Linked DNA regions of Homo sapiens: region 1 is linked to region 2. Evidence: chromatin loops called from intact Hi-C (ENCODE). Cell type or tissue: CD4-positive, alpha-beta T cell. All regions are shown on one strand. Each heading gives the region's core, and the rest is flanking DNA. Links, peaks and the distances in the headings are about the cores only. Region 1 has its middle 59 kb from the start of SLC38A11. Region 2 overlaps TTC21B (tetratricopeptide repeat domain 21B).

What was found. Peaks named below come from ENCODE experiments on the same cell type or tissue, not always from the same donor. Only the 100,000 strongest peaks of a DNase experiment are listed, where the experiment ranks them.
Region 1: it touches region 2 in a loop (20-fold over the local background); 12 of 110 quality-filtered maps call a loop at or near these places.

What each region holds. Positions count from the first base shown.
Region 1 is chr2:165,009,652-165,020,068 of GRCh38, reverse strand. No RefSeq gene overlaps it. Among named protein-coding and RNA genes, the nearest start is that of SLC38A11, 59 kb to the right of the region's middle. In CD4-positive, alpha-beta T cell, for the core only: CTCF peaks have their summits at 4,622 and 4,826 (motif pointing left); a DNase peak (open chromatin) is centred at 4,828.
Region 2 is chr2:165,867,802-165,878,218 of GRCh38, reverse strand. TTC21B (tetratricopeptide repeat domain 21B) reads left to right here. Exons shown (of 29, transcript NM_024753.5): 28 at 1,987-2,054; 29 at 3,387-4,857. The coding sequence ends at 3,464. LOC100506124 (a long non-coding RNA gene) reads left to right here and starts at 6,278. Exons shown (of 4, transcript NR_045375.2): 1 at 6,278-7,422. RefSeq lists an enhancer at 3,466-3,665. In CD4-positive, alpha-beta T cell, for the core only: CTCF peaks have their summits at 3,445 and 3,645; a DNase peak (open chromatin) is centred at 3,588.

The DNA of each region.
Region 1 (10,417 bases), core at 1,948-6,947, 860 kb after region 2:
TTCACGCCATTCTCCTGCCTGGGCCTCCCATGTAACTGGGACTACAGGCACCCGCCACCACACCTGGTTAATTTTTTTTTTTTTTTTTTTTTTTTTTTTTGGCGACAGAGTCTCGCTCTGTCGCCCAGGCTGGAGTGCAGTGGCATGATCTTGGCTCACTACGTGATCCTCCTGGGCTCAAGTGATATTTTCACCTCAGTCTCCCAAACTGCTGGGACTATAGGCGTGAGCCACTGCACCTGGCCTATTTTGGATATTTGTCCCCTCTAAATCTCATGTTGAAATGTAATCTCCAATGTTGGAGGTGAGGCCTAGTGGGAGGTGTTTCGATCCTGGGGGTGGAACCCTCATAAATGGTGTGGTGCCCTGCCCACATTAATGAGTGAGTTCTCCTCTATTACTTCACACAAGAGCTGGCCATTTAAAAGTGTGGCACTCCTCTTCTCTCTCTCTTGCTCCCTCTCTTGCCATGTGACATGCCTGCTCCACTTCGCCTTCCACCATGACTGGAAGCTTCCTGAGACCTTATCAGAAGCAGATGCTGGTGCCATGCTTCTTGTACAGTCTGAAGAACCATGAGCCAAAATAAAGCTCTTTGATTTATAAGTTACTCAGCCTCAGATATTCCTTTACAGCAACACAACATGGACTAATAGAAGTGGCAATCATGTGTCAGACCTTCTCCAGAATTAAATTTGAAAAAAAAAAAAAACACATTGTTATAAATTCAGGGATCTACTATGTAAATCATACAATAATAATTAGAACAGAATTTTTAAACTCCATAGTAAGGTATCTGTACATTTCTCAAGTTATTTATACATTCAAGACTTTCAGAATTAAAAAGAGACTGATACAACATGGCTATATGAATTTAGTCACTAGCTTCCAAAAATCTGTGACATTATTACAAGATGAGAAAATAAAAGTGAATTGCCAATTTTGCTGTCTAAATTGACCAACAATTTAAAAGGTTAAAAGATTAAATACACAAAGCTCTTAGTGTCTAAAGGACATTTTGCAGTTCTGAGAAAGATAATTATTCTATATTGGTTTTTGAAAGCTTAGAGTCTAGCAAATTATGTATAGGTTTTTCAGATATATACAAACAGTATGACCTATCTACACTTTGTTTAAAAAAAACTATATTCATTAAATATTGGCCCTTCTTACTGACCACTCATTATATTTTATCATTATGTAAAATGCAGTAAGAGCAATACGCTAGGTGCCGGACAGAGCTGCAGATCCAAAGTAATTTTTTAAATGGAAATTAATTCAGCAGTCTAGGGAAATACTATTACAAGCAATGCCCTGCTGAATCTCATTAAATCAATTTGGAAAGACATATAGTTGGAAAGGTAAAAATAAATCAATAAGATTAAAAAGGAAGTCTATGCTTTACAGAAAAGAGAGAGAAAGAGAGGAGTTATATTATCTGGTTGTTAAGTGACAGGATTTAAGTAGGACTGATTTGTCTCCCTTATAGGGAAAAGCAGTTTTCAGGACTAGAGCAAAATACTGTTTGCACATGGCCCAGTTTGTACAAACTGCATTTCCCTCGGCAAGACTTCACTCCATCTTTAAAAATGGAGATGAGCTTCCACCAGAGGAGCTATTGCCTAGCAACAAGATGCTAAGAAGGCGAAGGCGAGCTGAGTCCTCTCTATAAAGAGCTCCCTCTCCCTCTCTCTACCACACTGCAATGATTTCCAGTGCAGACTGATGCCCTTGAGGGAGTCACCTTAACGACCAGAAAGCTATAGGAAAAGAATTTTGCTAAGATCACGATAAAGTCTAAGCTTCTTTTGTTTTTCAGCAGACATTCGATGCTCACTCCTCTCTGTGCTTAGCCCTACACAAAGCATTTTCACAAACGTGTTTTTATTTCCTTTAAGCCCCTAGCTGTCACCAGTATTGAGTCATATGACTGACTAGCTGACTAGCTATAGACCTAAGATCTATCTGGTCTTACCTGAGATTGTCAAATGTTTGCTGAGAAGCACTGATGTCCATCATCTTTGCTATTGCCTCAAATGTTAAACTCCTACCCCTACGCTAAAATAGGCAGGGTGGCAAATCCTCTTTTAACCTCTTTTTCACAGTTTGAATAGTTCTCTGCTCCTCCTATTCCCCACTCCCACCATCTTGATAAAGATTCTAAGTATTTATTGTTTGTTTTTTAACGGGCTTCTACTAAGCACATAGTACTAAGTACTAGAGACAAAATTAGGAACAAGACATAGTTCCCATAGGAGCCTACAGAGGACCATAGGAGTAAACAGGAGAAGCACAGAATGGCCAAGAAAATCGAGAAGCAGTGGAGAAGGCTGCCCAGAGATGGCACCTGTACCCTGAGACCTGCAGTACCCACAGAAGTCAGTCTTGCAAAAGGATGGGCGTGGCTGGAAAGTGGCCTGGGATGATGGTAGGGAAAATAACATTCTGGGCAGAGAGAACAAAGGCAGTGCTAAGTGACAGGGAGCCTGAAGCCTAGGGAATATGTTACTTTCTATGCTGTAATTCAATAGTAATAATTTTTTCACAATATCCAAATTGACTCACTACCTTTTTATTGCCACCTAGGATACAGCCAAAGACCGTTCACAAATATGATACAAAAGCTATTGTTATTTCATCAGTGTTTTATTCAAACTGCATTTAATCAAAATGTGCTTCCGTATGTTTCAAAATGGCATCAGGGCTTGGACTACGCTCAAAACAATAATTCTTAAGTATATAGGACAATATAATAACGTGATTACTAAACAAATCTGTTGTCAAATTGTAACGACCGAAGAAAAATTAGAAAACGTATTCTGGGCAAACCAGATACAACTCTTGCAAAAGTCTGTATTCACATGTTCTTACCTATTTTTAGATACAGGTCTGATTCTTTTTTTAAAAGAACAGAGTAGGCAAATCAATAGACTAGGATTGTTTAAGGAGATACAAACAACGTGTGATTTAATTTTTGAAGAGGTGTTCTGAAAACACTACGCCCAAAATTTGAGCTTCGGGCTCTTCTGATTTGCTATTCAGGGGCTTCTACGCTGCCTCTCTGCTGCCCTCACGTGAAATGACAGTGTGTAGCAGCGCAGAAAATACCTTAAAAACAAACTCAGGACGACCTCAACGTAGAACTATGAAAAGGGAGAGATGGCGTGATGAGCACAAGCCTTTCTCACAGATTCCAGGAATCTGGATTTGTTGTGACTCAATCACTGTGCAGATGGGTTTCTACTGAATAATATTTTCAGGACTTGTTTCAAAGACAGGAGAGTTTTTTCAACATCAGAAGAGAGCTCAAAATGTATATTTAGAAAGAGGAAGGATGGAGAAGCAGGATTTAATTGGCTAATTAAGTCTCCAACTTGTACAATTACAGAACAATATTGCTCAGCCAAGAACTAAACCTTGCTACATTTTTTTCACCTTAGAAGTGTTACACCATTCTCTTGCTAGTGGAATGATGCACATCAGGGACTTCATCTAACCTTCCTTGTTTACTGAAGCTAAATATACCTACTTCCTTTAAAAGTAAGCTTAAAAAACCAACTTGTATTTCATACAAAATATAGAAGAAAATTTCCATTTTTGAGCTAACTTTTCCAGACTGCCCTTCAAATATGCCAATCCTTTCTTTTTTAAAAAATTCTTTTCCATGCCTTCGAGATTGTAGTCACTAAGTAGTCTCACAGCTTCATACTCACACTTCTATAGACAATTTGCAAATGGCTTCTCAGCCTCTTATACATTCAACAAACTTTGAATGTCTCCTCACAATTTGAAAATAAAAAGATATTTCCTTCTGTCCTGAAACCTGCTTCCATCCTGATTTTCCTATATTCTCTATAGTCTCATCATTTTTCCAGGCTTACCACTCAAAAGTTATTTTCTAATCTTTTTTTCTCTTTCCTCCATATTCACTTTCCAGCTAGTCAATGCTGGGAACCTTGCCATGAATTTACAATACATTGGAGGTTCCTGGAAAAGTAGAGGCTTAATACAGATTTACAGCATGTGTGACTTGATGGATGAATGCAAAGGAACAGAGAGATATTTCATAAGTAATCATAACTTTGAACAAAGGCTAAGAGGGTAAGTGTGCTATAACAGCGAAATGGAATCTAATTCAGGGCAAGAGTACAAAAAGGATAGGCTTCCATGATGAAGTGATTTTAGACCAATGTCTATAAGACAAGAAATTGGTAACTAATAAAAAGGAAGAGGAAAGCATTCCAGGCAGAGGGAATGGTCTGTTCTAAAATGCTGAGGTAAGAAGGAACTTGACATTATCATAAAACTGCCATATGGGCAGGGAGCATAAAGAATTGGCCAGAGTGGAGTGCTAGACAAAGTTTTTCTTTCCCTTGTTAAAATATTTATAATTTGTTCTGTTTCATTCTTAATTGAATTTGAATGTCTTGTAACAGGAAATACATATACCACAGGCCTCATCATATTCTATAGTTTTATGAGCAGGTGGATCATTCGTTCATGCAAACTGCCTGTTTCCATAAGTATTCAAGGTTAAAATTATGTCTTAGGGTCCAAGTGATGAGATTTTATCCTAACAGCAAAGAAAGCCATGGAAGAGTTTTAACAGGGAAGTGACACATTCTGATTTGAGTTTATAAAATACAGTAAAATTCTTTCCGAACACAGTAGGTGTAGTCCAGAATTTTTCACTACCATTAAATGTAGTGTTTGGTTATGGTGAGGTTAACTAAGTGACCTGGATGAGCCTACAAGAACAACAGGTTGTGAGTTATGGGAGTCCAGAAGAGCTGTCCAAATTCCTGCCAGTCAGGGTCTGCGTGCTGGCTTCAGCCTGGCGCCACCTAGTGGCAACTGTTCATTCCAGGTTAAATATTGGTAGATTGGTAGGGATGATTCTGGGCTCTGTGGCTGGGATTTCCAAGATCATAGTAGCAATACTGGGGATCTCTTGTTTTGTTGGTACTATGTAGGGAAATTGGACTGGAAGAACACTGGTGGAATAGAACTTCCTCATCCATTTCCCAAGACAGAAATTTCTGAAGTTTCCTCAATGGGGCTTGCCTTCCCCTCTTTGCCCCCCTACCCTCAATCTCCCAGCAAAGCATAAGAACTTTAGTTCACTCCTATCTGGAAATGGGAAAAGGATGGGAAATAGCAACTAGTCACAAATCAAATTATATCCAAGTTATCTTAATTACTGGTGGTGTTATGGTCTTTTAAGGTAACAGTGCAGCTGTCATGAAGAACATGGATTGTAGGTGGAAGAGAGGCTGTTTAGTTAGCAAAGCATTAGGAAGCAATCGCAATAGCTCAAATGAGAAATGGAAGTCTTTTTAGACTAAGGTGGTAGCAGCAGAAATGAGTTTAAGATCCAGTTTTAAGATATTTAGGAAGCAAACCCAGCTTCATTCTGTGATTGATTGGAAATTGGGGAATAGAGAAGGAAAGTGTTGAGGAAGATCCGTGATTGCCCAGGTTTCTAACATGAAAAAATAGGCAGGTGGTGGTTTTGTTGGTTGAAATAGTTGAGAGGAAGAAACTTTGAGGAAAAAAATCATGAGCTCAGTTGTTTTGAGCATGTTGCATGTGAAGTCCTATAAGATGTTGTATATTCATTGGTTAAACAAATGGATGTGCATATCTAGAGCTGAAACACAGTGATGTGGCTGGAGATGCAAATTTGTTACCTATGGCTAAAGAGATGGTAGCTAAAGTGGTTATATAAAGATGGATTTGGGGGAAAATAGGGTTGATTAAGAAAAAAAGCATGACTAGGACTCAAGAATGAGGAAAATGAAGAGAACATAGTATTATAGAAGTCAGAAGAAGAAAGTTTCTAAACAGAATGGGTAGCAAACTGTACTGAAAGCCATTCAAAGGTCAGGCAAGTCAGGATAGAACCATCTGACTTATTGATCTGGACAGCATTGGTGACCTTAGCAGGCATAGTTGTGTGGAGGAAGTGAAAGTAAAAACCAGAACAGAGTAATTTTCTGATTTATTTAAAAAACCATCATTCTCAGCAAACTAACACAAGAAGAGAAAACCAAACACTGCATGTTCTCACTCATAAGTGGGAGTTGAACAGTGAGAACACATGGACACAGGAAGGGGAACATCACACACTGGGGCCTGTCAGGGGGTGGGGGGGTTAGGGGAGGGATAGCATTAGGAGAAGTAATACCTAATGCAGATGACAGGTTGATGGATGCAGCAAACCACCATGGCACATGTATACCTATGTAACAAGCCTGCACATTCTGCACATGTATCCCAGAACCTAAAGTATAATTAAAAAAAGGTAAAAAAAATCATGAAATGCAAAATGTTTGATTGTATATAACTGAAGAGCTGTAAGCAGCAAGCCTAGATACTTCTTTCAAAAAGCTTAACTTTTGTTTTTAAAATGGCAGAGATTTCAGAATATTTAAAGGGTCCACAATGAGGGAGAAAGTCAGCATAGAGGTTAGAGAAAAGATTCAAAGTGTAATAATATTCTTGAGCAAGTGAGAAAGGATGACATTCAGAACATAGGAGAGATAAGTCTTTGATTGGAGTAGGAAGAGTCTACTATTGCAGTCAGAGGAAAAAAGGGGTACAGATGACCAGAGTCTCAGAGATGCTGTGCTTGGCAGTCCAGAGCATTCCTGTGTGATGGCGTCTATTGATTCTTTACAATGTCTTCATTCCCACTGCCCTGAATATTTTGGGTTTAGACTATTTTCTTCACCTCTTATCTGCTCACCTTCCATCTGGACTCTCTTCCAAATCAAATCAAATCCACAACATTCAGCACAGTTTGATAAATAAAACATCATCAAGAATTAATTTAATAATGTCATATCTCCACTTAAACATCTTCAGTGACTACAGAGAAGGATACTGAAGAAGAAGCACTGAATAATGAGTTAGAAACAGGCCAAAATGGAATATGTGGACTTAGCTGAGGTTTGGAGTCATCTAAATTCCTTCATCTTCTGTTCCTGTTTAGGCAAACTTTTTTTTCTTTATACATCCTTACTTCCCTGAGCTGATGACACGTATGTCATGACATATCATCAATCTTCAAGATTCACTTATTTTCTTATTTCTTTTATAAGTTACACTGATGACTCCTCATACATAGAGAAGTCCTGAACCACCCATTTGGTTCATTTCATGTATTAATTTATATTGGAATTGAATTTCCCATGGCTTTGCCCAAAGCCTTCAAAGACAGTCACCACATTTCTATTGTTTGTTATATATAAGAGAACCTAGAAGAATACCTTTTTTTATTTTTATTTTTTATTTTATTTATTTTTTTTGAGACAGAGTCTCGCTCTCTTGCCGAGGCTGGAGTGCAGTGGCATGAGCTCGGCTCACTGCAAGCTCCGCCTCCCGGGTTCACACCATTCTCCTGCCTCAGCCTCCCGAGTAGCTGGGACTACAGGCGCCCGCCATCACGCCCGGCTAATTTTTTGTATTTTTAGTAGAGACAGGGTTTCACCATGTTAGCCAAGATGGTCTCGATCTCCTGACCTCGTGATCCGCCTGCCTCGGTCTCCCAAAGTGCTGGGATTACAGGCATAAGCCACCACGCCCAGCCAGAAGAGCACCTTTTGTATTACACATGCATAAGAATACATGTAATATTTTGCAATAGTCACAAAGATAGGAAAACAGAAAACAAAACAAGAAGTCTACAAGAAATTACTTCTGCAACATCATTGTTTTAAACCTCACAGCCATATTTCTATAGGAATGTTCAATGCATATTGCCTAATTCACTCCATGCATCTTTTGAGTATGTTTCCTCTTTGAGAGTCAGAAGAATTAAATTGAGTTTAGTCGTAGTTTGGTTCTAATAAATTGTTTGACCTTAGGCAAGTCACTTCCCCTCTGGGCCCCAGGGTTTTCACTTGCACTAGAAGGGGAATTGTCTATGAAACTCTCATTTTTCCTCTAGTTTCTGATTCCATATTTTTTTAATGATTCTGATTGAATAGGCATTTTATATTGTAGAGATGGTTTCCATAGGGTAATGGTCCTAGAATTTAGCATTTTTTTCTTTGCATTGACTATAAAAGTAAAAAAAAAAAAAAAGTGCTGAGTGATGCTTTCATTTTGGCCCTGAGCCATTTTGTCCTTATTGAGGAAATCCTATTTCCACCTTTAGACTATTGGACATGACATGGTGAAACCACAATACTCTCAACTCCTTGCTAAGGAGTGATGTTTGATGGTGATTATACAGATAGTCCCACAGTATTACCTAACAGGAAAGAAATCTGCTTTTAGATTAGGCTCTAAGGAAAAAGCAATTCTTCCCACACAATCATAATAATGATAATGATAATATCCCTATCATTGGATAGCAAATAATGACTAAAAATGAAATAAATTATTTCATTCCTCCAACTTGTAACAATTTATATTTGTATAAGATAATCAACTAATATTTTATAGAATTTTTTGAAAATAGCACCACTTTCAATAAAATAAATTGATAAGACTCAGTTTAATCATTGAATGAATGAATGAAATCATGCAGAATTAGAAAGAGCTAAGCCCTATTCATCAATAAATATTGAAACAAAGACCAGGATTAGTAATTCTGTGGTCAGAAATTAAAGCCCTCAACCAAGGCAGCAACGTCCCAGCTGAGAGTGAGTAACACACAGAGCAGCTCAGAAGCACCTGAAGGAAGAAAGTCAGTCTCAGAGTGACAAACATAACAATGGCCCCCTCAAAGATGTCCACAGCCTAATTCCTGGAAACTGAGACTGTGTTACCTTACATGACAAAAGAGACGTAACCTTTTACTGCTTCAGATTTTTACTCTCTAAAACAGGACTAATGATTATTTCCTTATGCCCTATATTATTCAGAAGACAGAATAAATACACAGACGTCACTCATTTCCCTCTCTCTGATTACATGCCAGCGCCCCCCATCAGCTAAACCTAACTGTAAGCCAACATGCAAGGTTCCCTGTTGATGTAGTCCATACAACCCATTTCCTGTGGCAGAAAAAAAGGGTGGAGAAGGATGGAGGATGAAGAATGGATCCTGGGGGCTGAGGGCTAGTGGGTAAAAGAATTTATCTGGTACACGCCTTCAAGTAGGAAGTTCTTAAAGCAAAATGTATTAAAATGTGGTCTTTATACTTGCTCTTCCACCTGCCTAGCTCACTCTTTCACCTCCTTCAGGTCCTTTGGGTCACCTCTTTGGTAAACCTTCTCTCATCACCCTATTTGAAATAGCAACCTGCCTTACTCCTGCCCTTGACTCTCCATCCATCCCCATCCCTCGCTTTGAGTCAGATGGTAACACTATCACCATTAGACAAGCCTGTACACTTCACTTACTTGCTTTACTTGCCTCTCTTCCATATTCCACATGCTCTAAGAGAACAGGAAATAGTTTTTCTCTTCTGGAACTTTACCATATCTTCATTGCCTGTATTAGCAATATCTAATATTTCCTTCATTCATTCAATAAGCCTATATTGAGAATCCCCAGATGCTCATCAGATCATGGGGAAACTGATGCAAATGTCAACGTTGGGAAGAAAATGCCTGTATTAACTGTGTTTTTAAAATGGAAACCAGCTTATGCATGACACAACTGTAGTGATTTCTTTTTTTTTTTTTTTTTTTTTTTGAGACGGAGTCTTGCTCTGTCGCCCAGGCTGGAGTGAAGCAGCACGATCTTGGCTCACTGCAACTTCCGCCTCTCGGGTTCAAGCGATTTTTTTTCCCCTTTCAAATTTCTCTTGGTAGTTTTCACTACCTGAATGTTATCTCCTAAATCTCTCCTTTTCCAAACGTCACTTTCTTTTAGGCTCAAATATCCTTTTCTATTAGGTTTCTCCTGTTTTGTCCAAAGTAATTCCTCTCTCTGACCAATATCATGTTATTGGTACCACTAGGAGTATTAAACTCCTCCCATACATGTCAGAGTTATTTGTGTACATATCTTAACAGCAAAAGTAAAACCCATGTTCTTTGAAAAAAAGTTATGCGATTTATGCTATTTCCATGCTCTACAGCACTGAGTGCACAGTTCCTTGCTTGTCATGTGTTGAGAGCATCAGGACTGGAGTTGGAATCCCTGCCTTCAACTCCTGCCTCCACAGTCACTTGCTGTGAGACACTGGCAGGTCATTTAAGTTCTCTAAGCTACTAAGCTATTTCATGAGTTTGCTATAAGGGTTAAATAAGAAGATATATTTAAATCATTAGCTAATATATACTCAATAAAATGATTTGTGATTAATATAGTGTGTGTTCAGTGTTTGTTAAACAAATGAGTTTATAGTAAGTTTTGGAAGAATGAAACAGTGCACAATGAAATCGTTCAATGTTCTTGCTTAATGATGTATGATGTGAACCAGAAAATGACTCAGTGTTAAGAGAATAGCCTCTTGAGT
Region 2 (10,417 bases), core at 1,011-6,010:
CCAGTGTTAAAATTCTGTGATTATAATATAGTGAATGCTTACATTAAAAAATGCTAATATTTTGTGGTATTCTAAGGTTTTAAAAACCATTTCACAAGTATTTTATATGATTTTTAAAATTATACTAAGAGTTAGAGGGAGGAGTTGTTATTCCTGTTTTAGCGATGAGGAAACCTGAAAATGACAGCTCAAGCCACTTGCGTAAGATCCCAAAGCTAGTCAAGAAACCACAAACCAAAACTGAAATCTTGACTAGTTCCCATGTAAGTATGTTTGGCATGACATCTTAAAAATTGCTTTACTTTTTGAATGTCACAAACCCTTTTAGTTCATTTTAGAATTTGTTGGTAATGACATTAAGTTTACCTCTCTGAAACTTCTTATTTTTGTCTAAAATCTGAGATGTGAGATTCTGCCATAGGCCCTGCCCATGTGTGCCTGTGTGCATGTGTGTGTGTGTAGAGATATATATATACACACCTATATAGACATACATATATATACACACACATATATAAACATACACACATATATATATGCAGTCATGTGTCGCTTAACAATGGAAATCTTCTGAGATATGCATCATTAGACAATTTCATCATTGTGTGAACATCTTAGAGTATACTTACACAAACCTAGGTGGTAGATCCTACTACACACCTGGGCTATCTGGTATAGCCTATTGCTCCTAGGCTACATACCTGTACAGCATGTTACTGTCATGAATGCTATAAGCAATGTGTGTATGTAAACATAGAAAAGGTACAGCAAAAATACAGTATAAAAATCTTTGGGACCACCATCATGTATGTGGTCTGTTGTTAATGAAACATCATCATGCAGTGCCTGACTATATATAAAATAGTGTGAATTTTAGATCATTTCTATTTCTTTCTTTTTACTACCATCTGATAATGTTAGCCAGTAATTCTTTTCAAACATTTAAAATTTTAAACATTTGTTTTGGTACTTTTATTAGAGCTGAAGAGCACTATTTACACTTCTTATTTCATATTTTTAAGAGGTAGAGTGAGATATTTTTTATTACACATTATTTTACATTGCATTATATCTTGTTTACTGCGTGCACAGCTGCTGTTACTTTTCTTGTCTTCTTAGTTTTCTCATTTTTATAGCATGTTACAAGAGAACAACATCCATTAAGAGGAATGTGTTAAATATTCTTCTAATTGTTGATAGTAGAAGTGTGGCATTTCACTATCAGTAATTGTGATAATTCTTACCAGTCATTGATGACTAATCTGCCTTCCTCTGTGTCGCTCTCCTATGTGCTCTGTCTTCTCACCATACTCCAAGTTCATTAACTCCCTGTGTGTCCTACCACTGGCCTTAATCCATGCAGTTTCCTCTGTCTGAGAGTGTCCTTGATTCCCACCCTAGCCTAGTTTATGCCTCATTCTTCAGATTTCAGACATCTCTTGATACCCTTCAGGTTCTTTATGGTAACTCACTTGGCCTGGATCTTTCTTTCATAACATTTATCTCAGTTTTGAAATTATTTACTCATGCAATTATTTTAAAATGTACTTTTTCTCCTAATAGAATGCAAACCTCATAACTGTAGGCATCAGTTTGCCTGTGTAAGTGCTAAATAAATCTGTACTGTATAAATGAATGGCTGTGTTGTCATTTACTGCCCTATGATGAGTTTTTACTATAACCTGAAATAAATGAGACTTTTCTAGTAAGTTATAGAAACCACACTTGTGGGATGGCAGCTTTCTAACCTATCAATGTATTCACTGTGGTCCTTTTTTCCAACTCCACTTTCTTTTCTTCTTACACTTCTTTTGTGTCACTCTGTCTTCTATTATCACACAACTTCTCTGTATAGCGTAGTTTGGTTGTTCATTCACCAGCCTCCCTTACCATTCTCTAGTGAGTAAGCAAAGAGAGGAGGAGGCAAGGAAAAGTAATAGTAGCAGTGTACTCCATCATTCTGTTTTATGGTTTTTGTCTTAACAGGATACAAACTGGCATTTAATTACTTAAAAGCAAAAAGATATGTGGATTCAATTGACATATGTCACCAGGTAAACACTTAAATTTAGATTTCTTAAAATTTTTCAGATGCACAATTTCCTACTTTTTTAAATCTCCAGATGTATGTGAATAGAAATAGAGGATACATTATTTTAGTTAAATGATTTATCAGTATGTTTAGGGAGATTATCAGTGTTCGAAATTTAGAAAATGATGTTCACCTAAATAAAAAACATGTTTTTACTTTGAGATCAAATAATAAAATGTTTATGTCAATTTAAAGACAAAGACCACTGAAGAGTACATATTAAACAATAAACCATAAAATATTTACATGTATGGAAAGGAGTAGGATTAAAGAGGTGGAGTAAAAGAGACTTTTACTTTAAAAAAAAAAAAAGACAAAGACCAGTGGGAGAAACATGTTAAATAAAATGTAGTCTTTAAGTTAGAAGATATTTGAAGACAGTATAGATTCTCCAGATCATTATTCTGATTAGAAGTTCTTGTGAATGTGTCTGAATCTGGTTATTAGAGAATTCAGACTGATCAATTAGAGATAAAAAGGAATTCTATTAGAAGTCATTCAATTGCATTCTGTAATTCATCCCCTAGTAAATGATCACCTACTAAAATGACAAATATTTAAATTACAGTTTTAGAATTTGTAGAGTCTCTTTATATATACATTGTCCCATTGATATTCCATATAAGACATTCTATTAAACATTGTAAGGACCTCCAAGAAAAGTTCATTAGAAAAGAATTTTGTAATGCCCCTTATCCCACACAGCAATCTGTTAGCATCATTACAGTAAATACTTGGCCTTAGTAATTGCTGTTGATTACTGAGTCTCTGTAAAGCAGTATTTCAGTCAGGTTAGGGTTGTGTGTTAATGTAAGGCTATATATTAGGATCATTTTTGGAGTTAAAAAAAAAAACTAGCATCTCCCCACTCTTAGACTCAGTAGAACTAGAAATACGTATGTCTCAAGATCATTTCAGGTAAAGCTAATGTGTGCTGCTGTATAAAAGTCACTCTCTAAGGGTTTATCAGATATTATGAATGAAAAGCTAAATTACAAAAATATTTTAAATCATTGATACATAATTGTTTTATACAATTCATCTATTAGGTAAGCAGTTGTTTGTTATATTTTCTGCATTTGATATTTACATTCTATTGTTCTCATCTAACTACCATTAATATAAAGGAGTCATCATGTTACATTTAAAATGCCACCATTAAAAAGTGTTATAGCTGTTGTAGTATTAGTACAAGGAAATCTTAACTGTAATGCTCATTTCTTATAAGTTTTGTAACTCCGTAGTTTTTGATTATTAGTTACAAGTTTTTATGGGTTCTTTATTTGTTTTGCAGGTTCTTGAAGCACATCCAACTTATCCAAAAATCAGAAAGGATATACTTGATAAGGCCCGTGCGTCTTTAAGACCTTGAAAATAATTTTAACTTAGGTGTTGGTTTAACAGGAAATGAAAGAAATCTAACTTTCAGTTCTTCCTGTTCAAAACAGGTTTGAGCTCAGTGCTTTGTTATTAGAAGTATACCCTTTTTTCTCCAGCAGAGGTTGCTGCTGTACATCAAGAGAAGTACTATGTGAAATTGGTGTTTCCTAATGGAGTTGAATGAGAGCTGGTCTATTTGACTCTGTTTTGATTGGGTACAGATTTGGTGACTCTGTGGTAAAGACTATAATTATTTCTATAAAGAATATTTTGTTAAAATCTAGGTAATTAAATACCCTGTATCTTTTCTAAGGAATATTATTTCAGGAAATATATTTAAAATGCATTGTTCTCTTTTAAAGTGTTTTTGTTATATTCTTTTATTTATTTATTTATTTTTAAAGACAGAGCCTTGATCTGCCGCCCAGGCTGGAGTGCAGTGGCACGATCTTGGCTCACTGCAACCTCCGCCTCCTGGGTTTACGCGATTCTCCTGCTTCAGCCTCCCGAGTAGCTGGGACTAAAGGCATGTGCCATCACACCCGGCTAATTTTTTGTATTTTTAGTAGAGATGGGATTTCACCGTGTTAGCCAGGAGGGGCTTGATCTCTTGACCTTGTGATCCACCTGCCTCGGCCTCCCAAAGTGCTGGGATTACAGGCATGAGCCACCGCACCCAGCCTGTTTTTGTTGTATTCTGTGTTGTTTCAAAAATTGGAATAAATCTCCCTGTAAATAACTCATGAAAAAGACAATATATATATTTTAAATATATATTTTAATAAAGGTTTTATAAATAGATGATTTATATTCCTCTTGGAACTCAAAAGATGTGGTAAGTTTTGCAAATCAGGGTAAGCTCCCCCTGCATTCTGTAATGTTAATGGGTGGTGGTATAGTACAGAAAATGTAACTTTCATTGAAAAATCTTTTTTAGAAAAGGGTAGAGTGTGTGTTTCCCTTTCCTTTCTTGAGCTCATTCTTCCTGCTTTCAAGGCCATTGTGGTCTTAAGAAATAATCAGGTCCTGAAACCTCAATTTAAATAGGTCCCTTATTAGGGATATTTAACCTTAGCCTAGAAGACTTGGTCTGCAGGTATAATTTCAGACACTGTAACATTTGATGGTAAAGGGTGACCAAATACTTTTGGTCAGCAGGGAGTCACAAAGCACACCATGTGAAGGCAACGGTTTACCCAGCTCTGTTTAACAGCACCCTGGCATAGAAGCTTTCACTCTCTTACACTAAATTTAACCTAATCTAAACTTAATCCTTAGCATTATTTTTAATTTCTCATCTACATCTTTTTCAATTTTCCTTAAAATTGTAGTAAACACAGTCCTCAATTTTATTTGCATTTACAATAAACAGTATTTATAAGTCATTTGCTGCTTTTTATTAAATGTCCTGTGTTTGTTTTGAACTCCATTCTCTTGTTTCTGATCATTTCTCCCATTTTTCAAAATCCCTTTAATTTCAATTACGTTATAAAATTCCAATTATTCTTCTTTTCACTTAGCAAAACAGTTTTTTGTGGGGTTTTTTGTTGTTGTTGTTCTTTGAGACAGAGTCTTACTCTGTAGCCCAGGCTGGAGTGCAGTGGTGCGATCTTGGCCCACTGCAACCTCTACCTCCTGGGTTCAAGCAATTCTCCTGCGTCAGCTTCTTGAGTAGCTGGGACTAAAGGCACACGCCACCACGCCTGGCTAATTTTTGTATCTGCAGTAGAGATGGGGTTTCGCCATGTTGGCTAGGCTGGTCTCGAACTTCTGGCCTCAAGTAATCTGGCCGCCTTGTCACCTAGCTTTTATTTATGGCATTTCATAGAATGTTTAATAATAGAATTTATAAGTCACTTCATATATGTTAAAATACTTTCATATTCCTTACATTTGATCTTCACAAACCTAAAATGCCGGCATTATTATCCCTGTTTTACAAATCTGGAATCGTGAAACATTACCTCTTTTTCTTTAATTCAGGTGGAGAAATATCTTTCAGCCTGAGTGGACATTTTTAAGGACAATGCTATGGACTGAATGTTTGTGTACCCCAAACTTCGTATGTTGACATCCTAGTCTTTAATGTGATAGTATTGGGAAGTGAAGCTTTAGGAAATAATTAGGTCATAAGGCTGAAGCCCTTGCGAGTGCGATTAGTGCCCTTAAAAAGAGGATCCCAGAGAGTTCTCTAGCTATCTTTCTACCATGTGAGGACAAAATAAGAAGTCAACTATTTGCAACCCAAAAGAGGGTCCTCACCAGAACCTGGTGGTGCTGGAACCGTGATCTCAGACTTCCAGCCTCCAGAACTGTGAGAAACAGATTTCTTTTGTTGATAAGCCCACCAGTTTATGATATTTTATTATTGCAGCCGGAGCTGACTCAGGCAGAAATCACATTAACAGAATGCCTTTAGTAGTTCCAGTGAACTTGTGTCATGGGATGCTGGAATCATGGAAATTGGATAGAGAAATAGAGCATCTGTTCTCTCAGCAAGACATTTCCAAATCAGTTTTCCTATCTGTAAGAGGAGAGGAAGGTTTTGTTTTTGTTTCTTAAGCAGCCATTTATTTTGCACCTGCCATTTGTTAGATGCTATTTTAGGGACTTTCCTTACTTTATGTCTTTTAATTTTCAGTCAGCTATTAAGAGAAATAATATTCCCACTTTTCAGATAAGAAAGGTGAGACCTGGACTAAATGATTTGCCCAGGGTCACAGAGAAAAGTGTCAGAACCTGAATTCCATACTGGCCCAGTCAACTTCAAAGCCTCTGCCTTATTTATTATATTAAGATGCCTTCTATAACTAAGAGATAATGTTTCTGTAAGAAGAAGTGATCTTTTCTACATCTGGCTAGCAGAAGAAACTGGTGTATCACAGAGATAGCTAAATAATGAAGAACAAGATGGACTGAGTGGAATGAACAGCTGTTACAAATGTAGAAACTATTAAAGAGCAGTCTAATTGAGGAGCACTATAGTGTAGCAGTCAAGAGCATGGATCTGAAATCAGACCAGCCTGGATTTAAGTTTTGGCTCTACCATTACCTAGATGTTTCATCTTTCTCCAAGTTACACACTCTCAGCCTCAGTTTTCTCACCCATAAACAAGCATATAAGGATAATAACCTGCCTCAGGTTGTAAGGATTAAAGGGAACTTATATAAAACCTATAATGAATCTGACTCACTAGGCTCTTAATAGTAGCTCCTCTTATAAGCAGAACAGGGCAAAGTAGTAATTGCAACTGAGAAGAGAAAATGCAGTTCAAAGCAAGATTAAAAGGATGAGTAAAGTCCCCTAGAGAGCTCAGCCCTACAGGATTTGAGATTCTCATTCATTCACACCTTCCCTCCTTCCTTCCCTTCTAATTTTTGTTCAACTACTTCCCTCTTTTCCTCTCTCTCTACCCACCAACCATTATGCTAGACTCCACATGCAGCATCTCATTTTATCCACCTGGAGCTTGCTTTTGCCCTACTCTCCTCAGTGGAGAATTCTCTTCCTCCTGTCCCTCCCTTCACCCCCGCTTCCTGTCTCTGAGCTTCCTTCTCCAGGTTTGCTCCTTTCCATCAGGTATCACTTTATCACCACCTCCTCAAAGAGGCCGTGTTCATGTCCAGGCCCACAATCTCAAGTAGCCATCCTGTGATTCTGTATCATATTATCCTTTTTAAACTCTATGCAGCATTTACTACCTCTGATGTTTTTTCTTCTTTAAGGATTTGATTGCCTTATGTGACAAGCCCAAGATCTGTGACAGTTGGAGCTCAAACTAGGCAGTCTTGATTCCAGACTGCTCTGAACTAGTATTTGAAGGAACTAATGAACATGACATGTTAAATGAAAGTTTGGGGACGTACACTCAGGATGGAAGCAGGGGGACACAACAGAAATGAAAGAATTTTCTGTAGATCTGGGATCTGGACACCTGCCCCCCGTCATGGTAAGGACACAGTTGTAAGTTTAATGTACTTTTGACCTTAATTCAGCTAGTATGGTGAACTGGGTCCAAGAGGAAATATCTTTCTTCCCCAGAAGTCAAGAACCTAGAGCAAATCTGGAAGGCTTTTATGCATGGACAGCTGAGGAAGCAAGTTGAACTTTGCACTAGAGTAGAAGTAGATAATGGAATCACTATGGAAACCAAAAGACCAATTAAGAATCTGACAGGAGCTATCCTAGTTTGCGACTGGAGATGACAAGTGAATAGCTTTAAAATAGGATCATACAACAGCGTTCATGCTGACAGATTTTTTTAGAAGCAAGGTTGGCAAAGGTGCAAGGAAACCACCGCATTCAGACCGCTGCTCATCGAAGTGTAGCACAGCCTTCCTGAAGGGAATAACTTATAAACAGCAAAAAGCAAGTTCGAGAAGGCTGTTCTCTAAAAACAGCACAAAATAAGAGTCTCTCGTTTAACCAAGTGATCCCACGTAGAGAAATTTATCACAGGAAATATTCCGAAATTTCTCAAAGGTTTCCAATTTTAAAAATTGTAACTGAATTTTTTGCTGCTTTTGGTTATCAAAACATCCAACATGAGGTTGTCACATATGTAAGATTTGACCAATAATATAGTAGTAGGTAGTAATTGAAAACTATTTCAAGGATTTATTTATGTATTTAATTTTTTTGGCTCATGCCTATAATCCCAACACTTTGGGAGGCCGAGGCAGGCAGATTGCCTGAGCTCAGGAGTTCGCAACCAGCCTGGGCAACACGGGGATCCTCGTCTCTACTAAAATACAAAAAATTAGCTGGACATGGTGGTGTGCACCTGTAGTGCCAGCTACTCGGGAGGCTGAGGCAGGAGAATTGCTTGAACCTGGCAGGTGGAGGTTGCAGTGAACCGAGATCACGCCACTGCACTCCAGCCTGGGCAACAGTGAGATTCCGTCTAAAAAAAAAAAAAAAAAAGAAAAAAAAAATTTTTGAAAGATTTTAACTGCTAAAATGCTCACAAAATAAGTGAATAAAGAGGAAAATGTAACTGTTCAAATAATAATATATCCATTTGCCAAAACTATAGATGCATATAAGAATACACAAAACTAGATGAAACCCAGTTGTTAACATAGTTATATCTGAGTGATGAAATATTTATTTACCATTGTAAAAGTTAACTGGAATTAACATATATTCTACAATAAAAAAAGTTTTTTGTTGTTTTTTAGAGAATAGCCTTCTCAAACTTGCTTTTTGCTGTTTAAAGTTATTTTTCTGAACACAGACGAAGAGAAGAAGCTAAACAAAAGCTGACATTTCAACTCTCAATACCACACTTTACTATTAATTGTTAATGCAAAATGCAATCTATATTACTTCGATGGCCAGCGATAGAGATTCAGGAAGTGAAAGATGGAAATAAAAGCCAGAAAGTAGTAGTAGGAGTGGTAACAGAAGTGGTACTAGAACGTAAGAGTTCCAGAGGGGATGTGTAAGAGCATAGTCCTGCAATTACATAAAGGATTGAGAGCAAACCCAGTCCTCTGTAATTTTAGTCCATTATTCCATTAACAGAGTTTTAATGATGATTCTACCAAATATAATAAATTAAAAACCAGTGGAAATATCTGAAATCCTGCAGAGCCTCCACGTGTGGTCGTGCAGTGTGTGCACTGCACAGAGTGACCCAGCCAAGGGCACAGGAGATGGAGGCAGAAATCCTCCAAGTCTTACCACTCTGCAACTGCATCTCCATGCAGGAGGACTCCCTTTTCTAATTTGAATACAACTTTCTCATAGGCTATTGGAAGCCCTGCGAATGGAAGGAGAGGAACTAGAGTCAGTATAGAAAAGTTTTTAGAAATAAGGCTGAGGGTGAAGAGTGATGTGTCCATAAGGGTGTGAGAAGTCTGTCTTTTAAGGTAAGAGCTACTTGGGCATCTATGGAGAAAAAAAAAAGCCAGTAAATATTGAAGGTACAAGAAAGAGAGGAGGGGAAAACCTGAGTAGAAAAATGGTGGCATCCAGGGGGTGCACAATTTTTGCAAGGGGAGTGAAGGAACGAATGAACTGCAGAAAGACTCACTTGATATAAAGGCGGCTTCAGGAGCCCTTATGCTAATTGGCTCCAGTAGTTTTATAATGAATAAAATAGTCTTTGAGCTAAGGGCAATACCACTCCTTCATATGCACAGGATCTTGGACCTCTGTTTTCTTTGGACTCTGAGGTATTTTTCACTTATTTCCAGGTTCCTGGTTGTGGTTGTTGGAATTCTGCCTGCCAGATTAGAGGGGAGTTACTGTAACATGATAAATCCCAGTTATGATCAAAAATGTGCTACCCTCCTTCTAATGCTCCTCTTAAGAACCAGATGTTTTCTAGAAAAACGTTTCACTCTGCAATCTGCCTTAAGTGCACATCAATGAATCTGGCACAATGCCCATAAAAGCAATCTGATCCCATAAATGAGGGATGCGGAGTAATGAGCAGGTTCTAAATGTCTTACTTCCGAGTGGTATAACATGAGACTCGATGGCAACCCTTAAACCAGGCTGCTTTCAAATAGTATGTATGTTACATTTATCTTCCTTCAAACAAATTCTTTTGGCAATGTAAAAGAAATCCTGTTTTTTTTTTAAGGGGGTATTTTAAGAAGGTAATTACTATTTCCATTTTCACCAAAAGCAGCCTAGTTTTATTTTTAATGGGTAAATGATGTAAGAACCTTAAAAAACCACATGAAACACAGAGGACAAAGCTGCAAAATGTTCAGTAGTATCCTCACTTATTTCGGGTCAGGGCAATAGGTCCTTTTTCACAGTTACAGATTAAACTTTCTTTGAAAAACACAGTAAGCTTAAGAACTTTGAGGAAAAAGAATGCACTAAAACGCTAAGCAGTTACAAAAATGCTCTTTTCATACAGTTTAAGTTTAATATGTGAAGTTGCTCTAGTAAATACATAAAAACTCCTCCCTTACATAGTTTCCTGA